Regions from separate parts of the Homo sapiens genome. Here region 1 is linked to region 2. Evidence: read pairs that join two places in POLR2A ChIA-PET (ENCODE). Cell type or tissue: A673. All regions are shown on one strand. Each heading gives the region's core, and the rest is flanking DNA. Links, peaks and the distances in the headings are about the cores only. Region 1 has its middle 40 kb from the start of RBFOX3. Region 2 overlaps LINC02078 (long intergenic non-protein coding RNA 2078).

Evidence for each region. Peaks named below come from ENCODE experiments on the same cell type or tissue, not always from the same donor. Only the 100,000 strongest peaks of a DNase experiment are listed, where the experiment ranks them.
Region 1: POLR2A ChIA-PET joins it to region 2 with 15 read pairs; 2 of 35 experiments call an interaction of 5 or more read pairs at or near these places.

The regions. Positions count from the first base shown.
Region 1 is chr17:79,643,688-79,658,979 of GRCh38, reverse strand. It overlaps a transcript of RBFOX3 not described here. Among named protein-coding and RNA genes, the nearest start is that of RBFOX3, 40 kb to the right of the region's middle. In A673, for the core only: no CTCF peak of the experiment used is centred there; no DNase peak of the experiment used is centred there; H3K27me3 peaks cover 4,946 bases.
Region 2 is chr17:79,712,161-79,727,452 of GRCh38, reverse strand. It overlaps LINC02078 (long intergenic non-protein coding RNA 2078), which reads right to left. Exons shown (of 2, transcript NR_109783.1): 2 at 15,136-15,292. It also overlaps the pseudogene LOC124904133. Among named protein-coding and RNA genes, the nearest start is that of ENPP7, 11 kb to the left of the region's middle. RefSeq lists an enhancer at 10,076-10,575. In A673, for the core only: a CTCF peak has its summit at 4,892; a DNase peak (open chromatin) is centred at 6,332.

The DNA of each region.
Region 1 (15,292 bases), core at 3,031-11,030, 68 kb after region 2:
AAACAAACCTTTCCGCAAACCTATGAGATGTGAGTGTGTTTTCTACTGCAGCAGAACCTACACTATCCCAGTGCAGGAAGCGCTCATTGCAAATGGAGGTTATCTTGTTGAGTAAGTGACTTGCCTGTAGGCTTCCTGTCTGTGTCTTTGTCTAGAATATAAGCTCTTGTTTCTGTGTTTTCAGGGCCGATGAATGAGCACGTGCCTGGCACACAGTAGGGGCTCAGCAAAATTCTCCTGAGGCGATGACAGTGCAGCACTCGGTGCTGTGCCAAAGGGATGATGGAGGCAGAGATACTGGCCTCAGGGGAGGAGGCAGTGGAATGGAGAGGGACCATTTGCATCTTAGCTCTGCACAAGCGACAGCTTCACTGTTCTGAGCTGCAGTTTCTCCATTAGTAATCAGTGCCTATTCCAGGCAGGCAGGATACTGGCCACGGTGATGGGTAGAATTATCCATGGGTGCAGGTGTGATGGAGTGCACATGCAGGAAGAGAGAGAAAGAGAGAGGGAGAGAGGGAGGGGTGGAGGAGGAGGAGACAGGGAGGGAGAGAGGGAGAGAGATGGCGGGAGAGAGGGAGAGAGGGAGGGGTGGAGGAGGAAGAGACAGGGAGGGAGAGAGGGAGGGGTGGAGGGGGAGGAGACAGGGAGGGAGAGAGAGATGGGGGAGAGAGGGAGAGAGGGAAGGGTGGAGGAGGAGGAGACAGGGAGGGAGGGAGAAATGGAGGAGGGGACCATTTCACTTGGTTAAATTAGGAAATGGGGAACAGAGTGACTCCATGCTTCCTTCTAAGTCATCCTCTGTTTTCTTTCTTTTATGGGCACTGCAAGTCCTTCCCTTTTATAGTAGCAAATTCTCCTGGACTTAAAAAAACCACGAGTAAAGTAAGTCCTGTGCTGCTTGTGTTGGGGCCACTGAAACTCAAGGGCCTCATTTGTCATTCTTACAGAAGAACAGACTGTTCTCAGCCAGTGTCTCTCTCTCCACTAAAGTGAGCCTGGGGTCGTTTCGTCTTGAGGGACTCTGTCCTGAAGATGCCCTCTGTGTCTCCAGGAGGGCCCAGGGCCATACTGGGCCTTCTCCTTGGTGTTACTCTGATGCATTTGCCTGAGAGAGCTTAAGCCTTCTTTAAAAACGGAGGGAAACATCCGTGTTCATTGCTTGGCAGATGCCTGGGACCTGCATTGTAACCTCTGCATTCTTTCCTGTAGTTTAAGGCTGATTTTTTGTGGTGACCCACTGCATTTCACAGCAGAAGCCTGTTGGGTGCTCCAGGTGTCCAGCTCTGTTCTTCATTTTTGAGACAGAGTCTTGCTCTGTTACCCAGGCTGGAGAGCAACGGCACGATCTTGGCTCACTGCAACCTCTGCCTCCCAGATTCAAGCGATTCTCCTGCCTCAGCCTCCTGAGTAGCTGGGACTACAGTTGCCTGCCACCATGCTTGGCTAATTGTTGTATTTTTAGTAGAGACAGGGTTTCACCATGTTGGCCAGGCTGGCCTTGAACTCCCGACCTCAGGTGATCCACCTGCCTTGGCCTCCCAAAGTGCTAGGATTACAGGCGTGAGCCACTGTGCACAGCTCCAGCTCTGTTCTTTATGCTCACTTCTAGAATCCAGCCTCAGAGTTGATGTGTGTGGCTGGGATGTTGATAACATGCTGGGAGTGTGTGGGGGTGGGGTGGGGGACTTGGATGCTTAAAGACCTGCTGCAATCTCCCCCTTAGCTGGTAGGACAGGCCACTGAGGATCAGCTCAGAGGAGAAGGCTTCCATTTGCCGTGTGGCTGCTTCCTCCCCATCCTCTCCCTTCTCTCCTTCCTCCCCTTCCTCCTCATTCTTCTCCTCTTCCAGGGTGCAGTGGGGGAGCCATTGAAGGGCTTAGGGTGGAAGGTGACATGGTCAGATCTGCCTTCTGAAAAGGCCCTCCTACCTGCTGTGTGGAGACCCTGTTGGAACAGGGCAGAGGGAGTGGATGCAACAGGAACAGAGGTCAGCAAACTACCACCCACAGCAAAATCCGGCCTACTGCCTGTTTTTGTCTATAAATTTCTCTTTTCTTTTCCTTCCTTCCTTCCTTCCTTCCCTCCTTCCTTCCTTCCTTCCTTCCCTCCCTCCCTCCTTCCCTTCTTTTCTTTTCTTTCTTTCTTTTCTTTCTTTCTTTCTCTTTCTTTTCTTTCTTTCTTTCTTTCTTTCTTTCTTTCCTTCCTTCCTTCCTTCCTTCCTTCCTTCTTTCTTTCTTTCTTTTCTTTCTTTCTGTCTCTCTCTCTCTCCTTCCTTCCTTCCTTCCTTCCTTCCCTCCTTCCTTCTTTCCTTTCTTCTCTTCCTTTCTTTCTTCTCTTCCTTTCTTTCTTCTCTTCCTTTCTTTCCTTTCTTGGCTCACTCTGTCACCCAGGCTGAAGTGCAGTGGTGTGATCTTGGCTCACTGCAACCTCCGCCTCCCACGTTCAACCGATTCTCCTGTCTCAGCCTCCCGAATAGCTGCGATTACAGGCACACGCCACCATGTCCGGCTAATTTTTGTATTTTTAGTAGAGATGGGGTTTCACCATGTTGGCCAGGCTAGTCTTGAATGCCTGACCTCAAGTTATGCGCCCACTTCTGCCTCCCAAAGTGCTGGGATTACAGGTGTGAGCCACCGTGCCCGGCCTTGTCCATAAAGTTTCATTGGCACACAGCCTCGCCCATTAATGTGTGCATTGTCAATGGCTGCTTTGGAGACAAGGGTAGAGTGGAGGAGTTGCAGGAGAGACAATGTGACCAGAAATGCAGAACAGATTCACCTCCTGACCCTTGACAGCAAGTTGGCCGGCCCCTGGGTTGAAAAGCTGCCTTCCTTTGGGCTGTTCACAGAGCAGAGCTGTGACAAGGACGTGGGTTCTGGTGGTTTGCTTGAGAGTGATCTCAGAAGCAAGAGTGCGGGGGAGGCAGTGAGGCAGGGACGGGGAGCCCAGCCTAAAGCTTCCCTCGGGGTCCCTGCAGAAGGCTCTGGGGCCATTCTGGAAGGCCTGCAAGAAGGTAGAGAATGGCATCCAGAGGTTTAGGGGCTGAGGTAAGCAGGACTAGGGGCTGGATGGGTCAGGCGGGTCGGGCAGTGGGAAGGTCGAGAATGTCTCCCATGAGTGTGACTGGTGTGGGGCTGGGGTGAGGAGGCATTGGCTAAGTCAGGAGTATTGGTGGACACCCCATACTGAGGGATGATTTTGAGGTCAGATTTGGACATCCCTTGACCACACTGACTGTTCCAGAACCTTCTTATAGAGAGATCATGGGCCATACCTGCTTTCTACCTCATAAGAGTCTCAGTGAGTCTGGAGCTGTACTTCATTCTCACACATGGGTGTTTTGGAAGCAAAAGGCACAGCCAGTCCCTGTCAGGGTCAGTAAAGGCCACCAATGGCCTCCTGCCGGCTCAGGTCAAGTTTTGCTGCCAAATGAGTTTTACTGCCAAAATTAGAAGGTAAAACTTTAGGCTTTCAGAGCTTTTGGAATTTTTGAATTTAGGATAAAGGGTTTGGACACATAGTCACAGCTTACATTGGTTGAGGACTTTCTATTTGACAGTTACTGCAATTTTTATGCATTACTTCATTGAGTCCTATAGATGGCTCTGGGGGGTGGGAACGTGGTTATTTCCCTGGGCACACAGCCTCAAGGTCACCTGGTCAGGGAGTCCAGGAACTGAGACATGAACCTAGGGCCTGGCCACCGTCAGTGACTTCCCTGTCTCCCGCTTTTTCCCCCTGCGGACTTAGGTCAGACCTGTGCCCTCTTCGTGCTGGTCCGGGTGCAGGGCTTTTCCTGTGGCCCCAGGGACCAGTGCAGGACACAGAATAGCACTCAGCAGAGTGGACTGACCTGAGCTTCCACCCGACATTTAACTCACGGCCCGGTGTGTTCATCTACTTGGGTGCTTTCCCTTCCAACAGCCTCGTCGGGAAGCTAAGCCTCAGACTCGTGCTAATGGCATGGTCCAGTCGCTTTGGAACTCTCCTCTAGAATCCCATTCAGACTGTACAGTTTATTCTGTTTTTCCTGTCCTTCCGCGGAGTCAGATCTTAGTCCTTAGACGGTAGGCTCGCTTTGTGGAAGCAGCCAGGAGGCATTTGCATAATGTTGCTTCAGAGAGAGGGAGAGGCCCATAAAGCGATGAGACCCATTTTCTCCTTGTGGATTTTACGTTGGCTCTGAAGGCCACCTCTCAAAGTGGAATTCCCAGATGTTCCAAATGAGATAGCATTTTAAAAAAGGGGCCCTCCCCTGCAAGGTGCTAAAACGATTCTGAAGGACAAAATTCTGCTACCTGGGTAAGTCCAGTTCTTTTTGTTTGGAAATCAGGTCATTTTGTTAAAGTTAGAGCTCCTTAATAGGGACTCCTTCCCTTACACCGAGGGGCTTGTACCTGGGGGCGGTTGGTGCCCATGTCTATTTGAATTCTCCAGCTGGGCCGTAGACTTTTTGATCTGTAGAGTTTTCAATGTCTTCAGAAAAGGATCAGGAACATGGGCTGAGTCTTTTAGACATGCCCCAGCCAAGGTAACCTTTTCTAATGCTTCTTTCATTTGCTTAGGTGTGTCTGGAACTCATTTTCCAGTGTCTTCCCTTTCCCTGCTCCCTGACCTCAGTGCCAGGCCACCTGCCCTAGAAGAGTCTTCCCACTGTGAAAAAATTCTTTGGAGGGTAGTCTAGAGGGGCTCAGGGGCTGGAGAGTCCGAAAGCTGGTCAGAGACTGGCTGTGCTGGTTGTTACCCACCCATCTTGGGGTAAACACAGCCTCTCCGGTGCTCGATTTACCAGTCTGTGCAATGAATGAGTGGCTTGGACCAGAAAACTGGAAGGCCTTTGCAAGCTGTATACGTCCACAATTCCCTCTTTCTTTCATGCCCTTGTTTATCCTTTTAGCAAAACTGCTTGCTTTAGATAACCTACTTTGTGGAGATGAAAAAAAAAAGAGCAGTATTTCTTTCAAAATCATACTGTTCAGGTGACAAACCAAACAACTTGTATGAATTGGTGAGACTTTCCAGTACAGGTGCCCTAACATTTTATTTTTATGAGTTTTTAAAAAGCTGAATTAACTTTTTTTTTTTTTTTTTTTGGTGGTAGAGACAGGGTCCTGCTATGTTGCCTAGGCTGGCCTCAAACTCCTGGTCTCAAGCAAGACTTCCACCTCAGCCTCCCAAAGTGCTGGAAATCCAGCTAACTTTAAAAAAAAAACCACGACATGCAAATAGTTTTAAAATTGAAATTATGCTCCAAATTTATAATAAACACCAGCATTCTCTTTCCCCCTTCCTACTTCTGCCTATTCTTCTACTGCTAGCTGTTTCTTCCGGAATTAACCTCTGCATTTCTGAACATTGCTTATACACTCGAAGCTATCGATTCATTATTTTTACACTTCATCTTTAAGCTTTCTTTTATGGTAGATCGGGTTTTTATCTCACTTACACCTAAACAATGAAACCTCAATCTTCGTTAAATCTACATTAAGGTTTTTCTTACTATAACAATGATAACTGTAACATTTTTCTTTTTTGTTGTACAACTTTCTGTTTATCCTGGAGTTAATAATGGCTTAGGGTTTTGTACACCTTCCAACATGCCTTTTCATACAACCTTCCACGTAGTCAACACATCTTAGCCCTCTTTTCTGCCTGGGGAAGTTGTCCTGGGGCCCTCAGACCTGTGCCCTGGCACTCACAGGTTACTGTTAAGGCAGCTGCAGGGCTCTCATCCAGGACTTTTCTTTGCTCAACCCTGTGCCGACGTGCATGTTCCTGGATCTAGCAGCTTTATCTTTTTGTTTACTGCTTGGCCTTAGTGGAGCACATTCTCTTATAATATCCTAAGCCTCTTTATTCTGTTCTCATGTTCAGTTAACGAGTCTGGTTGAGTACAGAATCCTGGGTTTGAAATTATTTTTACCTAGAATTTCGAAGGCATTTTTTTTCCCACTAAATTCTGATTTCCATGCTGCTGTAGAAAATGGTGATGACATTCAGCTTTTGATCCTATTATATGGCCCCATTTTCTTCTCTCTGGAAGCTTTTATCCTTGGTGTTCTGAAATGTCATAAAGGTGTGCCTATAGTTTTCATTGTTTGGACACTTGGAATGGTCTTAAACCTGAAGACTTAATGCCTTTCAGTTCTGGGGACATTTATGGTATTATTTCTTTGATAATTTTATTCCCTTAATTTTCTCTGTTCTCTCTGGAACTTCTGTTTATCAAATGCTGGAACTCCTGGCTTCATTACCTAACTCTTCAGTTAAAACAAACAAAAACCGACTGTACATTTCTTTGCCTTTTTGTCCTGCTTCCTGGGAAATGTTCTCAATCTTTCTTTTTCCCTTTTCCCTTTCCTTTCCTTTCCTTTCCTCTCCTCTCCTCTCCTCTCCTCTCCTTTCCTTTCCTTTCCTTCCTCTCTTTCTCTCGTTCTTTTCCCCCTCCCCTCCCCTCTCCTTTCCTTTTCCTTTCCTTTCTTCTGCACCTATCCCACACTCTCTTTCTCTCTCTCTCTCTCTCTTTCTTTCCAGACAGGATCTTGCTTTGTCACCCCAGCTGGAGTGCACTGGTACAATCATAACTCACTGCAGCCTTGACCTCCTGGGCTCAAGCATCAATTTTATTTTCTAACACTTCTATTGACCCCAGCTTATGTTATTATATTTAACTTGCAAACATTCTTGTTCTCTATTTCTTCTTGTTTCATGGATGTAGTATCTTTTCTCATCTCTGTGACAATATTAATGGATTCTTTGAAGTTTTCTTCTCTTTGTAAAGCATACACTTGTACTAGTTATCTATTACTATGTCACAAATTACCCCCAAACACAATGGTTTAAAACAGCAAATGGCTTTTATCTCACAGTTTCCATGGGCGGGGGATCTGGTTGGGCTTAGCTGGGTGGTTCTGGCTTGGGGTGTGTCGTGAATTTGCAGTCAATATGTTTGCCAGGGCTGGGGGCATCTAGGGCATGACTGGGGATGAAGGATCTGCTCCCAAGCTCAGCCACTTGGTTGCTGGCAGGAGCTGCAGTTCCTCGGCACGTGAGCCTCTCCATATGGCTGCTTGACATGGCAGGTGGCTTCCCTCAAAGCCAGTGATGGGGGGTGGTGGAGGGGGGGAAAGAGAGAGAAGAGAGAGAGAGAGGAAGAAGACAGAGAGAAAGACAGAGAAGGAGAGGGAGAAGGATGGACAGGGAGAGGGAGGGGGAGACAGAGAGAAAGGCAGAGAGAGAAGGAGAGAGGGAGGGAAAGAGAGACAGGGAGGGAGGGGGGAGGGGGAGGGAAGGAGGGAGGGAGAGAGGCGGGGGAGGAGAGAGAGAGACAGAGAGAGAGAGAGAGAGAGAGGAAAGGGGGCAAGAGAGAAAAGGAGAAAGGGAGAGGACAAACCAAGATGGAAGCTGCAGCATCTTCTGTAGCTTAATCTCGGAAGTGCCATATCACCAGTCACATTGCATGCCACACTCCATCAGTCACAGAGACCAACCTGGAACAGTGGGAGGGGACGGCCCGGGGGTGTCACCACCAGAAGGCAGCCATTTTGGAGTCTGGCACCACAGAACATGATCCGCATCTTCCCCTGTCTGTTGTTTTGGTTGCTGTTGTCCACTGGAGACTTTTCTCAACTCTCTGGCGCTGTCTGTCTTTCCCCTTATGTTTAAGACCTGCAGCATCGAGCTGATGGCCAGGAGCTCACAGACCCTCTCTATCTAGGTTCCTCCAGAAGCCAACCCTGAGCCAAGGCTTGGGGGAAAGCAGTTTACTGGGGAGGTGGAGGAAGCCCTGGTAGGGGAAGTGGGCACGTGGACCCTGGAAGGGAAGGCCGCCAAGAAGGGGTGCATCACCAAACCGGCGACTTGGTGACTCAATCCTGCAGTGCGTGTGTTTGGAACTCAACCCTGCAGGGACCTCTGAGGAACAGTGCAGAACACACACCTGGAATCCCCTGCCTGGATGGCGCTGGCGGAGCTGGGGTGTTTATGCCCCACCTCAGGCGAGTCCCGGGTGCAGGGCTCTTGGAGAGGCCGAGGGTAAAGGCCAGGACCCTGTCACCCCCACGAGAGGCAGAGCCATCTTCTGAGGTTTTAGGAGAAGCTTCAGGCATGGAGATGCTGGTGCCACCCTGGAGCCTGCAGGGCGCTTGGAGATGCCGGGGACTGGTGGGCGCTGACGTCGATGGCAGTCTTCCCTCGGGGGCCATGGGTGGACAGCTGCCTTTCTACTGTGACTCCTAAGTGTCGGTGTATTTATAGGTCTGTTCTCTGGGGAGCTTTAGTCTCTCCAGAAGTGCATCCTCTGATCTGCCTGGGGTGGGTCCTGGGTTCTGGGGTGGGCAGTGGAGGGGCCGGAGACTTCTGTTTAATAGTCCTTCAGTACTGTGCTTGTCCCCTGCTCTGTGAGCCTGGCATCCCTGAGCCCCAGGTCTCTCTGGTTCACGTCCTAGTGGAAATGCGCCTCAGTGGGTGGGAGAGCGGCGTGGCTGCAATGAGGCTGGCAGGGTGCAGAATCCTTATGAGAACCCCCAGTGCCTTGGCCTCCCCTGGGCCTTTAAAGTACCCAGGGCCTCTGCTTTCCCTGAGTTTTGGAGGTTCCTTAGGGCAAATCAACTTGCTTGCCATCAGCAGCCCCGTCCCTGGCCCACCCCACAGGTCCCTAGCTCTGCCCTTCTCCCTCGGCCCGGGCATCCAGCATTACTCTCTAATTCATTCTGTTTCTGCTTCTTATCTGTTTTGGGTGATTAGAGAGAGAAAGGAGTGGAAAAATCGAATCCCCCCAGTTTAGTTGGGGATAATTCACCATCAGTTGTTGGGAACTTCCAGCAAAGCTTTCCCTAGAAACATTGTTTTTATGATGAGAGGTCCTTGCACAGGCACTGATATGGTTTGGATCTGTGTCTCTGCTCAAATCTCATGTTGAAATGTAATCCCCAATGTTGGAGGTGGGGCCTGGTGGGACGTGATTGGATCAGGGGGCCGGTTTCTCATGAATGGGTTAGCACCCACCCTTTGGTACTGTCTTCCTGATAGTGAGTGAGTTACTGTGAGATCTGATTGTTTAAAGTGGGTAGCGCCTCCCTCCCTGCTTGTTCCTGCTCCACCATGGAAGATACCTTGCTTCCCCTTCGCCTGCCTCCATGACTGTAAGTTTCCTGAGGCCTCCCCAGAAGCCAAGCAGATGCCAGCATCATGCTTCCTGTACAGCCTGCAGAACCTTGAGCCAATTAAACCTCTTAAAAAATTACCCAGTTTCAAGTATTTCTTTTTTTCTTTTTTGAGGTGGAGTGTTGCTCTGTCGGCTGAAGTGCAATGGCGCTATCTCCGCCCACTGCAACCTCCGCCTCCCAGGTTCAAGTGATTCTCCTGCGTCAGCCTCCCCAGTAGCTGGGATTACAGGCCTCCGCCATCATGCCTGGCTAGTTTTTGTATTTTTCGTAGAGACGGGGTTTCACCACATTGGCCAGGCTGGTCTTGAACTCCTGACCTCAGGTGATCCACTCGCCTCGGCCTCCCAAAGTTCTGGAATTATGGGTGTGAACCACTACACCTGGCCAAGTATTTCTTTATAGCAGTGCAAGAACAGACTAATGTAGGTGCATTCAAAGTTGTTGGGTGAGTCAGGATAAACCAGGTTCTTCTGTGCTAACAAACAAGCCCAGGCATCTCACTGGCTTGTCCCAGTAGATGTTTATTTCTCAGCTGGTCATGGTGGCTCACACCTGTAATCCCAGCACTTTGGGAAGCCAAGGTGGGAGGATCACTTGAGGCTAAGAGTTTGAGACCAGCCTGGGCAATCATCAAGACCCCATCTCCACCAAAAAATAAAAATAATTAGCCAGGCATGGTGGTGTGTGCCTGTAGTCCCAGCTACTTGGGAGGCTGAGGCAGGAGGATCACTTGAACCCATAAAGTGGAGGCTGCAGTGAGCTGCAATTGTAGCTCTGCACTCCAGCCTGGGTTACAGAGTGAGACTATGTTTCAAAAAAAAAAAAAAAAAAGACATTTTTCACTCATGCTAAGCTGATTGAGCTGTCTTCCTTATCCTGTGGCCATGGCATCTGGAATGTAACACCACAGGTGGCTGTGGTGGGGCATAGGTGTGGGTGGGAGAGGCTGGAGCAAGAGGGTTTTAAGGGCCAGGTGTGAAACGGCTTGTATCATTTCTGCCCGCAACCCACTGGCCACAGGGATCCAGCATCCTGCAAGGGAGGCTGGGAAACCTTGATGGCGTGGGGACATTTGGAGAGCAGCCCCAGCCCCTGCCGGAGTTATGTAACCGCTTCCATACCTGGCCATGGCTCTGAGGGGTGTCCTTGGACCCTAATACCAGGAAGTACTGCCATGCCCCCATCGGCCCCAACGAGGCAGAGGTGGCCAGGTCCTGTGGAGGGATGACAGAGTCACAGCCACAGCTAACATCGTGGAGTACTTGCTGTTTGCAGGGCTTGCTGGACATGCTTCAGGCACAGCCTCCTTACCAGCCTCTGCAATGGGGCCACGCCTGTCCCCACAATGCTATTGCAGGGGTCTGGAGAGCTTGGTAACTGGAGAGCAGGATGCAAACCCAGGCATCTGTTTCATACCTCAGCGGCCCAGTTCTTGGGTGACCTGCCTCTGGGGAGGACGTGCCCGTGAGTTAGGTCCTGACTGTGCAGCCTAAGCTAAGCTCTAGGTCTCCATTACCCACGTCATCTGCACCGCTCCCTGTCCTGCAGGTACTCTTGCCAGTCCCATGCTGGCCATGAGCAGAGCTCATCTTGAGTGTCCCTGACCACATTCATAGGCCCATCCAGTTCGTCTCACACTGTCTGACCATGCCTGATGCTCCCAACTCTGAGAACTGTTGCTTCGGAGGGACTAGCAGTGCCCACTACTGCACCCCCAGACCAGCTCTGCATCCACCACTGCACCCTGAGATGGGCTCCGTGTCCCCTGCTGGACCCCCAGGAGGCTCTGTGTCTCCTACTGCACCCCCAGGTGGGCTCTGTGTCCACCACTGCACCCCCAGGTGGGCTCTGTGTCCACCACTGCACCCCCAGGTGGGCTCTGTGTCCACCACTGCACCCCCAGGTGGGCTCTGTCTCTACCACTCCACCCCCAGGTGGGCTCTGTGTCCACCACAGCACTGGCCCTGGAGGTGGGAGACAGGTGTGAGTTGGGGGTGGGGCAGGGTGACCCGGGCCATTGGAGAGTGGGGTGGAAGGTTGGGGAGGAGGCAGGGGTCAGGTGGATCGAAGCCCTGAGCCACAAGGCCCTGGTCATGCGCTGTGCCATGACCTTGTGCAGTTAGGGGCAGCAGGGCCTGTGGGCTGGGGTGCTCTGTGTGGCATGTGCTTCTCTGGTGCTCCCACAGATGTGGGATGGCCCCAGGCTCCCGGGGCTGGGGGAGATGGCAGAGAGCTGACTCTGGGCCAGAGATTTCCCAGTGCCGGGAAATGGAGACAGTGTGGAAGCAGCTATGTTTAGACGTAATTACTCTGTCTTGTGCAGAGGTATTAAGGCATCCTCCCCGGCAGTTGCATGAATTAGCTGGAGGCATTGCTGACATGAGTGGCAGCTGCTGTGCTGTGGGTCTCATTGCTGCTTTCCTGTGCAGAGACCTCGCACTGCGTTGAGGCAGAGGAGGGTCAAAGGGGCAACTGGAGGCTATGGGAGAGAGGAACTCACCCATTTTCAGGGGAATGTGTTGTTCCTGGGAGCCATTCCCATGGATGTGTCAGGCTTTCTGCAGGCGACACCGGTGGAGTGATGCTGACAGCGGCTGCTCAGTTCATGGTTGTTTATGAAAGGTGCCCTGTTGCTGGGCATGGCTGGGCACGGCTCTAGGCATCAGGGCTACAGCTCAGCCATGAGCAGATGAAGTCCTCTCACTCATTCTAGTGCAAGGAGATCACACACACACACACACACACACACGGCAGTGAAAATGTCACAGAGGAAATAAAATCAAGGAGGAGAGGTGGGGTTGGCCTGTCCCCTGTCCCCTGGCTCCACTGCTGGGCTGGGGATGCTGTAGTTGTACACTGGGCCATCCTCTCTGCTAAGGCCAGGCAGTGCAAAGGCCTGAGTGAGGCCAGCAAGTGAACTGTGTGGGTATCTGGGGAAAAGCAGGTCAGGCAGATGGATCAGCACTTGCAAAGGTCATGGGGCAGAGGGTGGCTGGCAGGACAGAGGGACAGTCAGGGTGCTGGCGGCAGAGCAGAGCCAGACAGGAGAGATATTGGGGTTGGGGGTAGCAAATGGGCAGGTCAGGTTTGGTCTTTGTGATATGGGTGATATGGTTTGGCTGTGCCCCCACCCAAATCTCACCTTGAATTATAATAATCCCCACATGTCAAGGGCAGGGCCAGGTGGAGATAATCAAATCATGGGGGCAGTTTCCCCCATATTGTTCTCATGGTAGTGAATAAGTCTCACAACAGCTGATGGTTTTATAAGTGTGAGTTCCCCTGCACACACTCTCTTGCCTGCTACCACATAAGACATGCGTTTGCTTCTCCTTTGCCTTCTGCCATGACTGTGAGGCCTCCCCAGTTATGTGGAACTGTAAGTTCATTAAACCTCTTTTCTTTATCAATTACCCAGTCTGTATTAGCAGTGTGAGAACAGACTAATACAATGGGACTCATTTTTCTTTTTCAGTTTTTGGTTAAACTTCTCATGTCACGTTTTCTGACAACACCTTCCATTGTACCATCTGTTTCTGAACAATACCTGGGACATTGCAAACTTGTTCTGCAAGAATACCCTGGGTCTCAGTGTGTGTGACAAGGGATGGAAGGTGAGTTTCCTAAGAAAAAAATCAATTGTACATTTTGGGCACATGCATGACAGATCACGGTGTCTTTCTGGGGAAGGGAGTGGCTGGGGGTTGGGGGTGAGATACAAGATCCCGAAGCCCACTAACTGTGAAAGGGTGGAGGGGGAGAGGCCAGGAGACCAAGAGAAGATGTGGATCTTAGTGCAAGGGAGAGAGTGGGGAGAGAGGTGGATGTAAAGAGAGGAAACAGTTTTTGCGGGAGGTGCAGGAGCATCCATCTAAATCAAGGATGTCGAATTATTGCAGATTCCTTTTGAGTCCTGACAAACTTCACAGGTTGGTTCTGGGCCCCTCCATGGGGGTGTCTCAAGGTTCCCTCTACTTTACCCCATCTGCCTGCCAGGTGAGGGCTCCTCTTCTGTCAGGTGAGGGCTCATTGCAGGCTAACCCCGCTTCACTCCTTCTGCCCTGGCCAGGCAGCCCTGTGCCTTAAGTGAAGGAGGCCGCTGCGGTCCAGGCAGCAAGTGTTTAAGGGAAAGACGGTGAACTGGATGATGCCAGGGATGGGCTGGGCAGTTGGGTGATGCCAGGCCTGGGCTCCCTGGGCTGGACTGGGAAGTTGGCAGACCCAGTGGCAAGTGTAGGGCTGGAAGCAGGGGATGGAGAGAAGGGGCAGCTGGAAGGTATGAGGTCTTAAGAGGGTCCTCAGGCAAGCCTCGCTTAGAAGGTGACATTCAGCATCATCTTGAAGGGTGGGGAAGAGGCATGAGGATATCTGAGGAGGATTATTCCAGGTAGGGGCCACCAGAACTGCAAGGTCTCCGTGGCCAAAGTGTGCTTGGCATTTGGTGGCGCATAAAGAGGCGGTGTTTCTGGCGGGTGGCTAGTCAGGAGGAGGAGGGTGGGACTGAGGGGTGGGGCACACCACACAGGTGCACTTGCTGGACATTGCACGCAAGGTTTTGGGGTTCTGAGCAGAGGAGGGACATGAACTGACCTAAGAATGAGCGAAAGAAGAATAAGCGAAAGGCGGGGTGTGGATGTGGGGAGACCGTTCGGGGGCTTCACGATGGCCCAGGTGAGCGGTAAGGGCAGCTTGAGTCTGAGCAGTGGTGGCAGAATTGGTGAGAAGTGATTAGACTCTGAGTATATTGTGAAGGCAGAGTCAGCACAAGTTTACTGCTAGATTACACACGAAGCCTGAAAGGAAGAGAGGAGGTGAGGATAACTACAGGTGTTTTGTTTTTCTGAACAATTGGAAGAATAAAGTTGCCATTTTCTGAGCCTTCCACATTTCCATAAAAATTTTAGAACCAGCTTGTCAATTTCTACAAAGAAGCCTGTTGGGATTCTGATTACAGTTGCATTGAATTTCTATATTGAGTGGAAGAAAATGACGTCATAGCAATATGGAATTCTCTGCTTACATAATCATGATATATGTCTTCATTTGTTTAGGTCTTCTTTACTTTCGCCCAGAGATGCTTTTAATTTCTTCCTGAGATATTTAATTTCCAACGTACACTTCGTTCACATGTTATTAAACCTATTTTAAAATTTATTATTTGTGGCATCATTGCAAGTGGATTTAAAAAATGTTATTTATTATTTTTATCTCTAAACATAAAAATACAATTGATCTTTAAGTATTGATTACGTATATTATGATCTTGATAAATACACTGCTTAGTTCTAGTTATGTTATAGATTCTTTAGGATTTCTTAATATAAAAGACCTTGCATTGCTGAGATAAAATTCAACAATGTTACTGCTAATTTTATTTTGCTAGTATTTTGTAGAGAATTTTTGTTTCTATATTCATGAGTTATGTCAGTCTGTGCTTTTCTTTGTAATGTCTTTATCAGTTTTTGATATCATAGTTATGTTGGCCTCATAAAGCATACTGGGAAGATTTTACTTTATTTTCTGCAAAAGTTCCAGTAGAATTATTTCTTCTTTGAATGTTTTGATAGAATTCACCAGTAAAACCACCTGGACCTGAAATTTTTTCATGGGAAAGTTTTTGATGATGTATTCAATCTCTACTCAAATGTTCTATTTCATCTTGTGTCAATTTTGGTAAGTTGTGTTTTCAGAAATATGTCCATCTCATTTAAATAGTTGAATGTATTGGCATAAAGTTGTTCTTAATATTCCATTATTAACCTTTTAATATATGTAGGATTTCTAGAGATCTCTCTTGTGTTTTCTCTTTTTTTATTGATCTTTTCAAAGAACCATCTTTTAGCTCTGTTAATTTTCTTTTTGTCTGTTTTCCATTTACTCAATTTCTGCTATTATTTGTATTATTTCCTTTTAATTACTTTTTAAGAAAAAGTTTTGTAAGGTAGAAGCTTAGTTCATTAATTTGAGAACGTCTTTTTTAATATAAGCATATTAAAGCTACAAATTTTCTCTAAGCTTTATTTTAGCTATAGTTCACAAATTTTGATATTTGTTTCTTCATTACTGTTCAGTTTGAAATATTTTAAAATGTGCTTTGTGATTTCTACTTTGACCTATAGAAT
Region 2 (15,292 bases), core at 3,309-11,308:
GAGACTCTGTCTCAAAAAACAGAACAAAACAAACAAACAAAAATAATGCAGCTGTGAGTATCTTGACACCACTGACTTTTTCCTTTTCTTTCTTTCTTTTTTAACCTTTGCCTTCTTTCCTTGGGGTACAGTGCTTAGAGAAAGGTTATTGGACAAAGGATGGAAAAGCTACTTGGCTGTTATGATCAGATGGCTATCAGGTGACAGACCCTCTTCTCGACCTAACTCTACTCCACTAAGCCTTCAAGGCGCTGACCTTGGGCTCTGTCCTCGGCTTCTTTAGTTCGGGTTTAGCAAGAGTCCTGCTGAGTCAGTTTAGTGGAAATCCTATGTGATCACCCTCAGTATTTGATCAGATTCCTCATCCTCCACTCTCGATATCTTGTTACCCTGGCCTGCTTTCAGGAAGATTTCTGCTGAGTTGGCCGAGTAAGCATCCCGTCTCCTCAATGTCTCCTCTTAGTCATTTTCCACCCACCCGGCACACTTGCTCCTGGACTGCATGTCCTACTCGTCCTTGGTAGAGTGAGACTGAGCCCAATCTGGCTCTCCTACAGCTAAACCCCATTGTGGTAGCCCCCCTGGAATAAGGTCTTCCTACCTGTCTTTAACAAGAGTCATGAATACTTTTTTTCTTTATTTTAAAAATTATTATTGTTATTATTTTTTGAGACGGAGTCTCACTCTTTTGCCCAGGCTGGAGTGCAGTGGCATGATCTCAGCTCACTGACACCACGCCTGGCTAACTCTTGTATTTTTAGTAGAGACAGGGTTTCACCATCTTGACCAGGCTGGTCTTGAACTCCTGACCTCATGATCCACCCACCTCGGCCTTCCAAAGTGCTAGGATTACAGGCATGAGCCACCGCACCCGGCCATATGATTATTATTTTTAATAGAGATGGGGTCTTGCTATGTTGCTCAGGCTGGTCTTGAACTCCTGGACTCAAGCGATCCTCCCACTTCAGCCTCCCACAGTGTTGGGATTACAGGTGCGAGCCATGACTCCCGGCCAAATGTTTTTTCTTTAACACAGGAAAGGTTGAAGCAGTTGATAGCACCAGCAGCCACGAGTTAATGTAAATATCCCCTCTGCCCCACCCCGTGCTACCTTTATTGGGTTTTATCTTTTTATTCCTTTTCGATAGTGTCATAGGCGTGTAAAGATATCTTAAAGTATCAAGCCAGAGAAACTGGGAGATTTTCCATGTCATGATTTCTTGTCTCTAACTCCCCATGTGAGGACTTTTATTATCCTCGACCACTGATTAAGTGGGTTCTTCAGCACTGAATTTTGTGTGTGTGTGTGTGTGTGAGACAGGGTCTCGCTCTGTCGCCTAGGCTGGAGTGGAGTGGCATGATCACGGCTTGCTGTAGCCTCTATCTCCCGGGCTGAAGTGATTCTCCTACTTCAGCCTCCCGCATAGCTGGGACTACAGGCGCACACCACCACACCTGGTTAATTTCTTTTTTTCTTTTTTTTTTTTTTGAGACGGAGTCTTGCTCTGTCGCTCAGGCTGGAGTGCAGTGGTGCGATCTCGGCTCACTGCAAGCTCAGCCTCCCGGGTTCACACCATTCTCCTGCCTCAGCCTCCAGAGTAGCTGGGACTACAGGCGCCTGCCACCATGCCCAGCTAATTTTTTTGTGTGTGTTTTCAGTAGAGACGGGGTTTCACCGTGTTAGCCAGGATGGTCTCGATCTCCTGACCTCTTGATCCTCCCGTTTTGGCCTTGCAAAGTGCTGGGATTGCAGGTGTGAGCCACCGCACCCGGCCAATTTTTAAATTTTCAGTAGAGACAGGGTCTCCTTATGTTGCCCAGGCCGGTCTTGAACTCCTGGGCTCAAGTGATCCTCCCACCTCGGCCTCCCAAAGTGCTGGGATTACAAACATGAGCCACTGTGTGCAGCCCAGCGTTAACTCTTATGGTTTAATTGGTTCCTTATGTATGTTGCAATGCATATTTTTTCCTTTTTTTTCTTTCTTATTTATTTATTGAAAAACAGAGACGGGGTCTCTCTATATTGTCCAGGCTGGTCTTGAACTCCTGGGCTCAAGTGATCCTCCCACCTTGGCCTCCCAAAGTGCTGGGAATACAGGTGTGAGCCTGGCTACAATGCATATTCTTTTGAATCTATACTTTTGGAATATATTTTTTTTGATAAACATTTGTCCTTTATATCTGTCAGCTGAAATTTCCCCCATCCACTTCATGCTGAGCATGTGGAGTCTGGCCACAATGCACATTCTTCTGAATTTATACTTTTGGAATATATATATATATATTTTTTTTTTAGACAGAGTTTCCCTCTTGTTGCCCAGGCCCCAGGCTGGATCGCAGTTCACTGTAACCTCCGCCTCCCAGTTTCAAGCGATTCTCCTGCCTCAGCCTCCCAAGTAGCTGGGACTGTAGGCTTGTGCCGCCACGCCCGGCTAATTTTTGGATTTTTAGTAGAGGCGGGGTTTCACCATGTTGGCTAGGCTGGTCTCTAACTCCTGACCTCAGATGATCCACCCTCCTCCGTCTTCCAAAGTGCTGGGATTCTAGGCGTGAGCCACTGTGCCAGGCCTAGATTATATTTTTTGGGTAAACATTTGTCCTTTATATCTGTCACCTGAAATTTCCCCATACTCTTCATGCAAGCCTTCAGGTAGACGGTGAGGTCAGGCTCTCTGAAGCAGGGGCCTGCCATATTAGCTCATCATGGTATCACCAGAGCCTGGGAGAGTGTCCAGCACAGCATAGGTGCTTAATGCATCTTTGTTGCATGAGTAAATAAATTAAGAGGACAAATGCATGCAAATATCTAACATACTTTCTGTTTTGACAGAACTTTTTATTTTACGACAGTTTTAGGTTTGCAGAAAAATTGCGAAGACAATATAGAGTTCCCACGTTCCTTGCACCCAGTTTCCCCTGTTATTAATGTTGACTATTAGGGTGGTACTTTACACAATTAAGGAGCCAGCATTGATAAGTTATTATTATTATTATTTATATTTTCGAGACAGAATTTCACTCGTTGCCCAGGCTTGAGTGCAATGGTGCAATATCCACTCACTGCAACGTCTGCCTCCAGGGTTCAAGTGATTCTCCTGCCTCAGCCTCCCAAGTAGCTGGGATTACAGGTGTGCGCCACCACGCCCGGCTAATTTGTTTTTATTTTTAGTAGAGATGGGGTTTCGCCATGTTGCCCAGGGTGGTCTTGAATTCCTGACCTCAGGTGATCCACCCGTCTCAGCCTCCTAAAGTGCTGGGATTACAGGCATGAGCCACCATGCCCAACTGATAAGTTATTATTATTTGAAACAGGGTCTTGCTCTGTTGTCCAGCCTGGAGTGCGGTGGCACAATCTCTGCTCGCTGCAGCCTCAACCTCTTGGACAACGAATGCATGGTATTCGGTCCTTGGGTCTCCTCAGACTCCTCTTGGCTGTGACAATTTCTCAGCTGTTCCTTGTTTTTGATGACATTGACAGTTTTGAGGAGGGCTGGTCAGGTGTTTTGTAGAATGTCCCTCAATTAGGATTTATCTGATGTTTTCCTTATCGCCAGGCTGGGGTTATGGTTTTTGGGGAGGAGGTTTGCAGAGATAAAGAGCTGTTCCTGCCTGGCCGGGCGCAGTGACTCGCGCCTGTAATTCCAGCACTTTGGGAGGCTGTGGAGGGTGGATCACCTGAGGTCAGGAGTTCGAGAACAGCCTGGCCAACATGGTGAAACCCCGTCTCTACTAAAAATACAAAAATTAGCCGGGCATGGTGGCATGCAGCTATTTGGGAGTCTGAGGCAGGAGAATCGCTTGAACCCAGGAGGTGGAGATTGCAGTGACCCGAGATCACGCCATTGCACTCCAGCCTGGGCAGCGAGTGAAATTCCATCTCAAAAAAAACAAAAAACAAAAAACAAAAAGCAACCAAACAGGAGGCGTTCCCACCAGGTCACATCAAGGCACACGCTATCAACAGGGCTTATCACTGGTGACGTGGCCTGGGTCACGCAGCCGAGGAAAGTCACGGGTGTCTCCCTGGAGGTTGCTGTCTTTCCTGCCCTCCACCCCCTTCATACCCTGTTCTTTGGAAGGAAGGCCATGCATGCCACTCACGCTCACGGGGTGAGGGGTCACGCTTCTGGACAATGGAGTGGCTGCATAGACTACTTGGAATTCTGTGTGGGGGTTTGCCCCCCATCCCATTTATTTATTCATTCAGTGACTCGTTTATGTCAGTATGGACTGATAACTATTTTATACTTTGAGTGGTAATCCTGTATTTCTCTATTTTGCAGCTCCAATTGTTCCACTTTTGGCTGCTGGGCAGTCTTTCAGATGGCTCCTAATCTGTTTCACGTTTCCCTGCAGTGTGTGCAAATGTGTGTGTGTACGAGTGCGCGTGTCTGTGTGCAAGTGTGTGTGTGTATGCATGTATGTTTGTGCATGTGCGTGCATGCATGCATGCGCGTATGCATATATGTGTGTGAATGCGCGTGTGTATGTTTCTGTGTGCAAGTGGGTGTGTGCACGTGTGTGCATGTGTGCAAGTGTGTGTACATGTGTGCATGTGTGGATGTATGTGTTTTGAGCACTATAAGATGCTCCAGGCTTATCTTATATATTTCCTCTGCCCTAGAATCCAGCATTTCTCAAGGAGCCCTGGCTTGTTTTATTGGAGATGTTATTAGAGATCAAGATCTGGGAGGTGTGTGGGCTCCTTGTTACCTGGGTGGGGGGCAAAGCATTCGTAAAGTCGTCATTCCAGTGTCCTTGAAGCTGAGGACTCCTCACCTAAGGCAGATGGATGTGAGCTTAGAGAGGTAGGGCTGATGGCCACTGTGGGTGCAGTGGTTATGGGCAAACCAGTGTCTGTAGGGGAGAGGGCTCCTCCTTATGGACACATAGGAAAGTGTTTATTCACTGCTTTTCTTGCTTAGGGGGCTCTGGGTGCCCAGCAGGACTTGATCCCAGAGGCCTCCTTGTCCTTGGGACCGGGTGGATTTGACGCTTGCACGGGTAGAGATTGCCCCATGCAGATGAGCCATGTAGGGGGCTCGGGCCCTAGGGACCCAGCCTCTGGGCCAGGGGCTGGCCTGCCCAGGCCTGCTGGTGTCTCAGCTGGTGGCCGAGGGCCATAAGGCAGGCATTGTCCTCCACAAGGTCAGCTTTGCCGCTAACTTCCTGTTCTCATTAATAACCTGATACAAGGAATTCTATTGCAATTGTTTATGTGTCTCTCCTACAAGGCTGTGAGCAGCACTGTATCCCGAGCTCCTGGTCTGATGCCTGGCACACAGTAGGTGTTTAATAAATGATTCTTCAGTGCATAAATGAAAGAGAACGTGGGTGAAGTTAGCATGGTCAGGACCATTGCAACTGCCTTCTGACCGGTCTCCTTGCTTCTCCTTAGTCTCCAGGCAGCAGTTGGAGTGATACAGTAATGGGAATCACTCTCTTCCGTCTCTGGCCAGGGTGCAGCCCCAGACTGGTGCTTCCAGGGAGCCCTCGATGCCCTGGTGAGGGGGGTGGGCTTGGAAGCTGGGCACTTACACCTGTGGGTCGTCGCCAGTGTTGGAGTAGCGGAGGCATCGAGTCCCCTCCCCTAATTTTCCACCATGTCTAATGGTACAATATTGGGTCTCAATGGGTCTCTCCTGCCTCCAGTCCAGTGCCCTTTTGTGGGGACCATTACTGGCTTTTGGGGACCCTGAAGGAGGAATGGCCTGGTTATGCAATTTGGCTGGAGTGGAACGTCCCCGTGAGGACATGACAATGAGTCCTCCCCAGCAGGCAGATGCCAATTGCAGTGGTGACCACACTTGCCGTCTGGGAGGATTCCAGGTGAGTCCCTGGTGTGGGGGCTGGGGTGGGCTCTCCATCCTCCTATCCCTGGGACAAGTGTGTGGGGGACAGCGGGGGCCACCAGGAGCCACAGGAGACAGGCCCAGGCTCACCAGCTCTACTCTGGGACCGGCTGGGCCCCAGGAGGGCTGTGATCTTTCATGGCTATGATGTTAGGAGAGAGACAAGGACCAAGGATGGTGATTCCTTCCCAAAGGGCCACGGTCGTCCAGTGAGGCCGAGCAGGGAGGAGCTGAGAAAGGCAGCCTCCCTCCTTTCTCCCTCTGTCCACCATCAGCATCAGCTCTGTTGCCCAAGGGGGTCGTCCTCTGCAGGGGCTGGGGCTTGTAAGCAATGCCCCCCGCCCCCACCTGGCAGTGGTTACTCTCCGATTCCTGGGGCCTGCCCGACCTTCACTGCAGCAGGGTTTTATGAGCGGCCTCACCACTTTATCAATTGCTGTTGCCTTTTATTACTTCTCAGGGGCTTTATCTCAGCGGCTGCCTTGCCTCCCGGCTAAATGAGGATTAATTTTTTAACAGGATTATGTGCTGTGGGTTAGCTGTACTCTCTGGGGACGGCCAGGCGCTCCCCTCCCTCTTAGCCCCTCCCTCCCCCCAGGCCTCCCTCGCTGGTTTGCTGGGAGCAGGGGCTCCACGTGGGGACCCCAGGAGCTGGGGGCTGCATCATTCCAGACTCTGGGATGGGGGTGGGGTGTCGAGGGCCGGAACTGGACTCTGGGTGGTGGAGACATCCTTGGGCAGGGCCTGCCCTGCGGGGTGAAGTTCCTTTAGAGGTTTCGGCCACTTCTTGAAGGACGCCAAACTTGGCCACTGAGGAGCTGGGAGTGGGGAGACATGGAGCAGGAGCAGGAGCAGGGGGACATGGGGAGAGAAGGATGGGGGCCACCTTGCCAAGCCCGCCTGCCCCAGTATCTCAGAGCAGCACAGCCTGAACATGGCCAGCATCAGACTTTCTTGGTCCTTGTCCTGGAACACAATTTCAATTTTCCACCAAAGTTTGATAAAGGTGAGCCTGTTCTCACCCCTCCTGTGTCTATCGCCTGGAGGACAAAACCCAGGATCCCACCTCCAGCTCTCTGTGCCACCATCTCCTTCACAAACCAGAGGGAGGCCTCCTTCTTTGCCCATCAGGAAAGCCTCTGCGTCAGTCCAGGATGGGCCTCCAGACACCAGTCTAGGGGGCTTCTCCCTGTTGCCCCAGGCAGAGCTGAGGCCCTTGTGGCTTTCCCTTGTGATTCTTCTGTTGGGCCTCCTGTCCCCTCTGGAGTTATGAATTTGTGGGTGTGCTTACCCACCCACTGTGGGCCCCTGAAAGGGACACATTGATACTGCATTCATATCTAGGCGCGTGGGAGGTGCCAGGCCTGTTTACTGAAGGAGTGATGAATGGATGGATGAATGAATGAATGAATGAATGAATGAAGGGATGAATGCATGAGGGAGAAAGGGAGGGGGTCATTGGCTCCCTGCAGGGGCCCAGGGCTGAGTTGTTCACAGCTCCCTCTTCCCTCGGCTGAGCCCAGGACAGGCTGGCAGCTGTAGGCCTGGGATGTTTGAGCAGCAGCCTCGTGGGCAGCTGGGTTGATGGGGTGAGGTCCTGGCCAGAGGGGAAACTGTCCCTCTTTGGGTCTGGCTTCTGCTCCGGAGTTCCTGCTTTGCAGGTGTGTGCAGACCTGGCTTAGCTGATGTAATGAATGACCACATGCTGAGTGGCTTCAAGCAGCAGTCATGCATTCTGGTGTCCTGGGCGTCCTTGGCTTGTGGCTGCATCCCTCCTGCTTAGCCACCATCCTCACGAGGCCTTCTCTGTGTCTGTCTGTATGACTCCTATAAGGACACCAGCCCTTGGATGTTGGGCCTGCCTGAATAATCCAGGATGACCTCATCTCCTCATCCTTCACTTAATTCCATCTGCAAAGGCCCTCCATCCAAAAAAGGCCATATTCACACATTCTGGGAATTAGGACAGGGTCATATCATTTTGGGGGACCACGCTTCAACCTATAAAATACCCATATGCTTGACGACCCACCTTCCTCCTCTCTGGAAGCCTGTGTGCTCACACCTAGAATTTCCAGGTGTGAGTCTATGCCCATCTGTGACCGTCCTGTGTCCTGTTTTTTTTTTTTTTTTTGAGATGGAGTCTTGCCCAGGCTGGAGTGCAGTGGCGTGATCTCGGCTCACTGCCAGCTCCACCTCCTGGGTTCATGCCATTCTCCTGCCTCAGCCTCCTGAGTAGCTGGCACTACGGATGCCTGCCACCATGCCTGGCTAATGTTTTATATTTTTAGTAGAGATGGGGCTTCACCGTGTTAGCCAGGATGGTCTCGATCTCCTGACCTCGTGATCCACTGTCTCAGCCTCCCAAAGCGCTGGGATTACAGGCGTGAGCCACCACGCCCGGCCTGTCCTGTGTTTTTTTTACATTTATTTTTTGAGACAGGATCTCGCTCTGTCACCCAGGCTGGAGTACAGTGGTGAGATCACGGCTCACTGTGTAGCCTCGACCTCCTGGGCTCAAGCCATCCTCCCATCTCAGCCTCCTGAGTAGCTGAGACCACAGGTGTGCACCACCACGCCCAGCTAATTTTTAAAATGTATTTGTAGAGACAAGGTCTCCCTGTGTTGCTCAGGCTGGTCTTGTACTCCTAGGTTCGAGGGATCCTCCTGCCTCAGCCTCTCAAAATGTTGGGATTACAGGCTTGCCTGGCGTGTCCCTTGTTTATTTGTTCATGCGTACCACTCCTGGGTATACGCCCAAGAGAATCGGAAGCAGGGTCTCAAAGAGATACTTGCACACAGGTGTTCATAGCAGCTTATTCACAAAAGCAAAAATGTGGCAACAGGCTGGGCGTGGTGGCTCACGCCTGTAATCCCAGCATTTTGGGAGGCTGAGGCGGGTGGACCACCTGAGGCCAGGAGTTCGAGACCAGCCTGACCAATATGGTGAAACCCTGTCTCTACTAAAAATACAAAAATTAGCCAGGCATGATGGCAGGCACATGTAGTCCCAGCTACTTGGGAGGCTGAGGCGGGAGAATCGCTTGAACCCGGGAGGCGGAGGTTGCAGTGAGCCAAGATCACGTCACTGCATTCCAGTCTGGGCGACAAGAGGGAGAATCCGACTTAAAAAAAAAAAAGTGGAAACAACTCAAGTGTTCAATGGCCCCAGCTGCCTATGACATGACAATGAACTCCAAGGTCCTGAGGCTGATTTTGAGGAGCACCAGAATGGGGAGGCGCCTTCACCCCTGGAGAGCGGGGCACAGGCAGGGCCGGACAGAGAGGTGCAGGCTCAGTGCAGCCCCTGCCTCTGGGGTCTCCACACAGCAAGGCCTGAGTTGTAGTCTCTGGGGGCTCAGGCCCTGGTGCAGCTTGGGGGCCACTGGGCAGTAGTGGGGGGTTCTGTGGCTCTGTCCGGTCCTCTTTGTGATTTTGGGTGATGCCCTCTGTGAGCAGCAGGAGTTTAACAAGCCCTGTGCTCTGCTGGGCTCCGGATGGCACACAGAGGCTCCTCCATTCATGCTGGGGTCCCTGTAAACCTGTCGCAAGTGGAACATATCCTGTCAAAAATGCATTTACCGGCCGGGCACTGCGGCTCACGCCTGGGATCCCAGCACCTTGGGAGGCCGAGGCAGGCAGATAGCTTGAGCTCAGGAGTTTGAGACCAGCCTGGCCAACATGGTGAAACCCCGTCTCTACTAAAAATACAAAAATTAGCTGGGCGGGGTGGTGCGTGCCTGTAATCCCAGCTACTCGTGAGGCTGAGGCATGAGAATCGCTTGAACCCAGGAAGCGGAGGTTGCAGTGAGCCGAGATGGTGCCATTGCACTCCAGCCTGGGCGACACAGTGAGACTGTATCACAAAAAAAAAAAAAAAAAAAGTGCATTTAGTGTGCCTAACCGCCCGGCCAGCTCAGCCCAGCCGACCTCAGATGTGTGCTCAGGACACTCCCATTAGCCTCTAGGTGGACAAAATCAGCTCACATGAGGTCTGCTTTTTTTTTTGAGACGGACTCTCACTCTGCCACCCAGGCTGGAGTGCAGTGGTGTGATTAGAGCTCACTGCAGCTTCAAACTCCTGGGCTTAAATGATCCTCCTGCCTCAGCATCCCAAGAAGCTGGGGCTACAGGTATGTGCCACCACGCCTGGCTAATTTTAAAAAAGTTTCGTTTTGTTTTGTAGAAATGGGGTCTCGCCATGTTGCCAAGGCTGGTCTTGAACTCCTGGGCTCAAGCCATCCTCCTGCTTTGGCCTCCTAAAGTTCTGGGATTACAGGCGTGAACCATTGTCCCCGGCTCACGAGCTATTTTTCTAATCAAGTGTTGATTTTCTTGTGCAATTTGTCGAACACTGTACTGAAAGTGAACATGGTGGTGTGGGACTCAAGTGCCGTTGCTGCTGAGTTCTGGCCGCATTCTTACCATCGTGGAGTCAGAGGCCGTCGGTGGAGCCATCCTAAGGCAGGGCCATCTGTGTAGGAATCTGCTGTTTGCAGAGATTTTTGTTGGTGATCACCAGGCTTGGACTCTGAGAACCTTGGAGGAACCCAGAGGGGAGCATGCAATGCGGAGTGGGACGTTCACTGGACCAGGGAGGTCGGGCCGTGGTTAGGAACCTGGGGGAGGAAGAGCTGAGGGGGTTGGGGGTCTGAGCTTTTCTCAGTGGCTCAGCCACGACCCTGGGCTACCCCTGCCCCAGGCCTCCCTTCTGTGCCTATGAGCTGGGGGTGATCATTAGTGTCCCCTCCCCCAGCAGGTAGGGCTATACCAGGCACAAGGGGGAGGCTTGCCGCATTCCCACTGAGGACAGACCACCCGGGAAAGCACTCGGACAGCCTCGGGGAAGATGAGGGTGGGTCCAGGAGATGCCAAGGGCAGGCCCTTGGGCAGGTTTTTCAACAGTGCCTCTGCCCCGCCACCCCTGTGCCCTTGCCTGTCACCACAGGGTCTGGGAGAGGAGAGCCACATGGCTCAGCATGGCCAGGGGCAGGCTAGACTGTCATGCTGCAGAGGACCCACCGGGGCCCAGTGTGACAGCCCTCCCCCTCCCCTTGGGACTCCATGGCCTGTGCTGTCCTCCTGCCCAAGAAGTGTCCCTCTGAGGCATCTCGGGTCCTGGTCCGTCCTGCTCACCCAGGGCCAGCAGCCCCCAGGAGGCCCATGGTAAGAAGGAGGGTGAGATATAAACAATTTCCCCCTCCTCTGCCGAAGGCTCTGGCGTCAGCGTGCTTTGCATGCAGCAGCCTTTTCCCCGGGCAGCGAGGGCCTGAGTGGGCGCCTCCCCCACCGCCTCCTGGGTGTCAGCCCCACACTGCCCCACGGCTCTACCCCTGTTCAGAGCCACTCAGCCCCCGGGAAAGGTGGCTGGGTCACGAGTTGGGGATACGAGGGGGGTCAGTGCCTGCTAGTTGGCGCCAGAAAACCACCTTTGCTGGACTTGGCATTGAGGGATGGCAAGGGGGCCTCGGAGACACTCTCCTCCCTCTGCCCTGTACCCCCAGGGTACCCGCGGTCACTCAGTTCCTGACTGCCTGCTTTGGGCTGGGATCCCAGGACCCACCCTCTCCCGGCTTCTGCTGAGCCATGCCCTCCGGTGGGGGGGTCCCCTGCCTGGTGCCATGGCCTTGCGAGTGTCACTCAGAGCCCCTGCTGCACGGAGCCGCACTGTGGGTTTCCTTTCCTGTGTGGACCTGCAGAGAAGCTGCCTTGTTGCTGTCCCCTCATTGCTGGGGTATAAATCCTCGTTGTCACTATCTTCTTGGCCCTCTGCCACCAGCCATGGACTCTGGGGACACTGGGGACTCAGGCCTGGAATTTTCCCCAAGGTTTTTCCTAGGTGTGTTGGTGTAAACAGGGTCCCCTCTTGCCCCAGAGGCTGAGCTCCCATGGGCAGGGGGAGAGTGGGAGCAGCTGTCTGAGTGCCAGGCTGCGGGGACAGGGTCTGGGATTTCCTGTGGAAACGGTGAAGAGTGCCCGCCCCTGCCCTGGCTCCAGCCAGCGTCTGGTCGCCCTGGTGGGCAGGGAGTGGCAGCTGCAGAATGCACGAAGGAGGTGGGTGGGGTGGGAGTGGCTTGTGCTGACTTTGTCCAAAGGCCAGAGGTGTGGTGGGGCCCCTGGACACCGTGTGGCTAAGGGCTTCTCTGTTCACCAGGGCTGTTATCACAGAGTCTTTCCGGAGAGCCTGCAAGGGTCTGCTATCTCCAGAAACGTCTATTTTATAGGCACCTGGATGTCTACTGTGTCCTGATACGGAGGAGAGGACATGCTATGGGAGATAACGTGGCTACCTTTGGCCACGTCAGGTGGATAAGAGATGGCCAACAGGTCACTGCAGGGCCTGCTCCCCCTTACCTCCCCCATCAGGGGACAGGATCTCATGTGTGTGTGTGTGTGTGTGTGTGTGTGTGTGGCGGGGAGGGGTGTCCCTCTGGTGCAGTCCTTGGGTAGGAAAACACCTTGATGTTGGTCCCAAGGCCATCGGTGTTGGCCTCATCATCACCACCTTCAGTCTCTGGACAGCAACAGGCTCCACTGAGCAGGTGCCCTGTGACACCTGGTGCGTTGGAGGGTGGGGCTGAGCCCCGGTGAGCCAGGACCTGCCAAAAGATCAGGGGGAAGAGCATAGACCCCCCTCTACCAGCCCCGGAGCCCCACGAAGGAACATTCGGGCCGCCCCAGTTTGAGCCATGAGTTGTGTCCACGGCAGCCTCGCTTCCTTTGCTGGGCCTTGGCGGCGATAACGCCTGAATCTGTGCAGGTCTCAGGTGAGCCTTCTCCAGCTCAGCCTCTGTCACCTCATGGGTCGCCTCGGTTCCCGGGCATTGATTCAGCACCTGCTGAAGGGAAACCAGAGAGGCCAGTCCTTGCTCCTGAGGACTCAAGGGTCTGGATGTGGGTGGAAACCTACACCCCACAACGCTCCCAAACGATGAACGCAGCGCAGGGCCTAGGCTCACTCCCGGGATGTGGGGCACAGGGCCCGGAGCCCATCTGGATGAGAGAGCACCGTGCCCTCCATGGGCTGGAGGGACGGGGGGCCTTTGGTGGCCGGTGAAAGCGTTTTGCCAGCTGAGAATATTCTTTTTGCTGGCCGCGTCTAATCTGGTTTCTGGGGAAGATAAGAGGAGGCTACATCAGCAGATGCCTGTCACCGTGGACTAAGAGCTGGCTCAGGGAATCCAATTCCAGCTCAGAACCTGGGGCCCAAGGAGCCACTTGAGGCCATGTCTCTGTCTCTTTTTGGACTCGGGGACTCTGACCATGGTTGTGGACTCTCCCTAGAAAATATGCACACATAGCAATTTGCTGACCTGTCCTGGGAGCTCAAGGGAGGCCCAAGGCAGTGGGGCTGGGGGGCAGGGAGCAGAGAGGCAGGGCCGGGGCCAGGGGAAAGAGGAGAGGAGAGAGCACGGGGGTCCTGTCCCCTTGAGGCTGCCGTGCAGGGGCTGGCTGCATTCTGAGGCTGGAGGAACAGCTCTGCCTTGCAGAGAATTAGCACAGCCTGCCTGTCCGGCCGCTTCACTGTGGGTTGGCTCCCGTGCCATTGAGGATGGCGAAGGGGGAGGAAGGGTGGTGATGAGGGAGGGAGGGTCCTGATGTACCACCTGCTCCCAGATGGCCAAGGTGACCCTCCCCAGCGTCCCCGAGCTTCGCAGGCATGTAGGGGAGCCTCGGAGGGCACATCCGTTTGCTGTTTCTGCTGTTACACGTGACCACAAACTTAGCGGTTTAAAACAATGCAAATGTATTTATTTTTCCTCTTTTTTCCCCATGTAAGACAGGTAACGTGCCACTGTTCTAAAGACGTTTCACGTCCCACGCAAGAGTGTGAAAACCCCCTCATCACACATATCAGCCACAGAAGGATCAAAACAATGCCAATTTATTATTTTAGAGTTCTGGGGGTCAGAAGTCCCATGGGGCCGCGCTGGGCTAAAGCCAGGGTGTCAGCAGGGCTGGCTTCTTCTGGAGGCTGGGGGCAGATCCGTCTCCTGGCCTTTCCCGGCTTCTGAAGGCCACCGCGTTCTGGGCCTCAGTCCCAGGCTGGGGCGTCACCACACCCTCTGCTTTCGAGCCACGTCTGCTCTGACCCCCGCCTCTCTCTCACAGGGGCCCTTGTAATGCCATTGGGTTCACCTGCATGATCCTGGGGAGTCTCCCATCGCAGGACCCTCGGTCACACTGGCAATGTCCCTTTTGCCATGAAAAGTCACCCATTCACAGTCCCGGGATTAGGATGTGGGCCTTTTGGGGGGCACCATTCTGCCCACTGTGGAGGGTGTGTGGGAGCGACCAGACCTCAGGGGGGCTGTCATATTGACCTCATCCCCAGCACAAAGTCCAGGAGGGCTGGCGTGAGGTGTCCAGGATGCTGGAGCTTGGTGGGGGCTGCACAGGGACTCTGCTCAGGCACCCAGCCCCAGCGTGAGGGGCCCATGGCTGTGGGCGCAGCAGCCACAAGGGAGAAGCAATGGCCCCCTCGACTTTCCTTCCCTAAACTCGGATCCCCTGAAACAGAGAGGTGAGGCTCAGGGGTGAAGGGCAAGCAACTTCTGCAATAAGATTTCCATGATGCCTGATCATGTCTGTAAGAGAAAGGTTATGTCTTTCTTCATTTTTGTTTATTTTTTGAGACAGAGTCTTGCTCTGTCACCCAGGCTGGAGTGCAGTGGCTTGATCATAGCTCACTGCAGCCTCAACTTCCCAGCCTCAGGCAATCCTCTCTCCTAGGTCTCCCAAGTAGCTGGGACTACAGGCATGTGTCTTGGGAGGCAAATTTTTTTTTTTTTTTTAAGAGACGAGGGTCTCACCATGTTGCCCAGGCTGGTCTCGATCTCCTGGCCTCAAGCAATCCTCCTGCCTTGATATCCCAAAGTGCTGGGATTACAGGCATGAGCCACCATGCCTAGTCTCTTTTCAAAAAAAAAATTTTTTTTTTTTTTGAGTCACAGTTTCACTCTTGTTGCCCAGGCTGGAGTGCAATGGCACGGTCTTGATTCACTGCAACCTCCGCCTTCCGGGTTCAAGCAATTCTCCTGCTTCAGCCTCCTGAGTAGCCGGGATTATAGGCACCTGCCACCACATCCGGCTTATTTTGCATTTATTTTTATTTTTAGTAGAGATGTGGTTTTACCATGTTGGCCAGGCTGATCTTGAACTCCTGATCTCAGGTGATCTGCTCACCTCGGCCTCCCAAAGTGCTGGGATTACAGGCGTGAGCCACCGTGTCTGGCCTCAAAATTTTTTAATGTAAGTTTTCAAATAAACTCACACACGTGATCAGTGATCACCACACATACTTTATCGATAATCGCCACACTTGTTTCATGCATTGCTGTTGTCTTTCTCTTTGCTTTTCCCCTGTGGCTGAAGCACTTTCCATCCTGTAGCAAAAACGTTCTGAAATTTTCTTCCTATGAACTTCAGGTTGCAAGGCG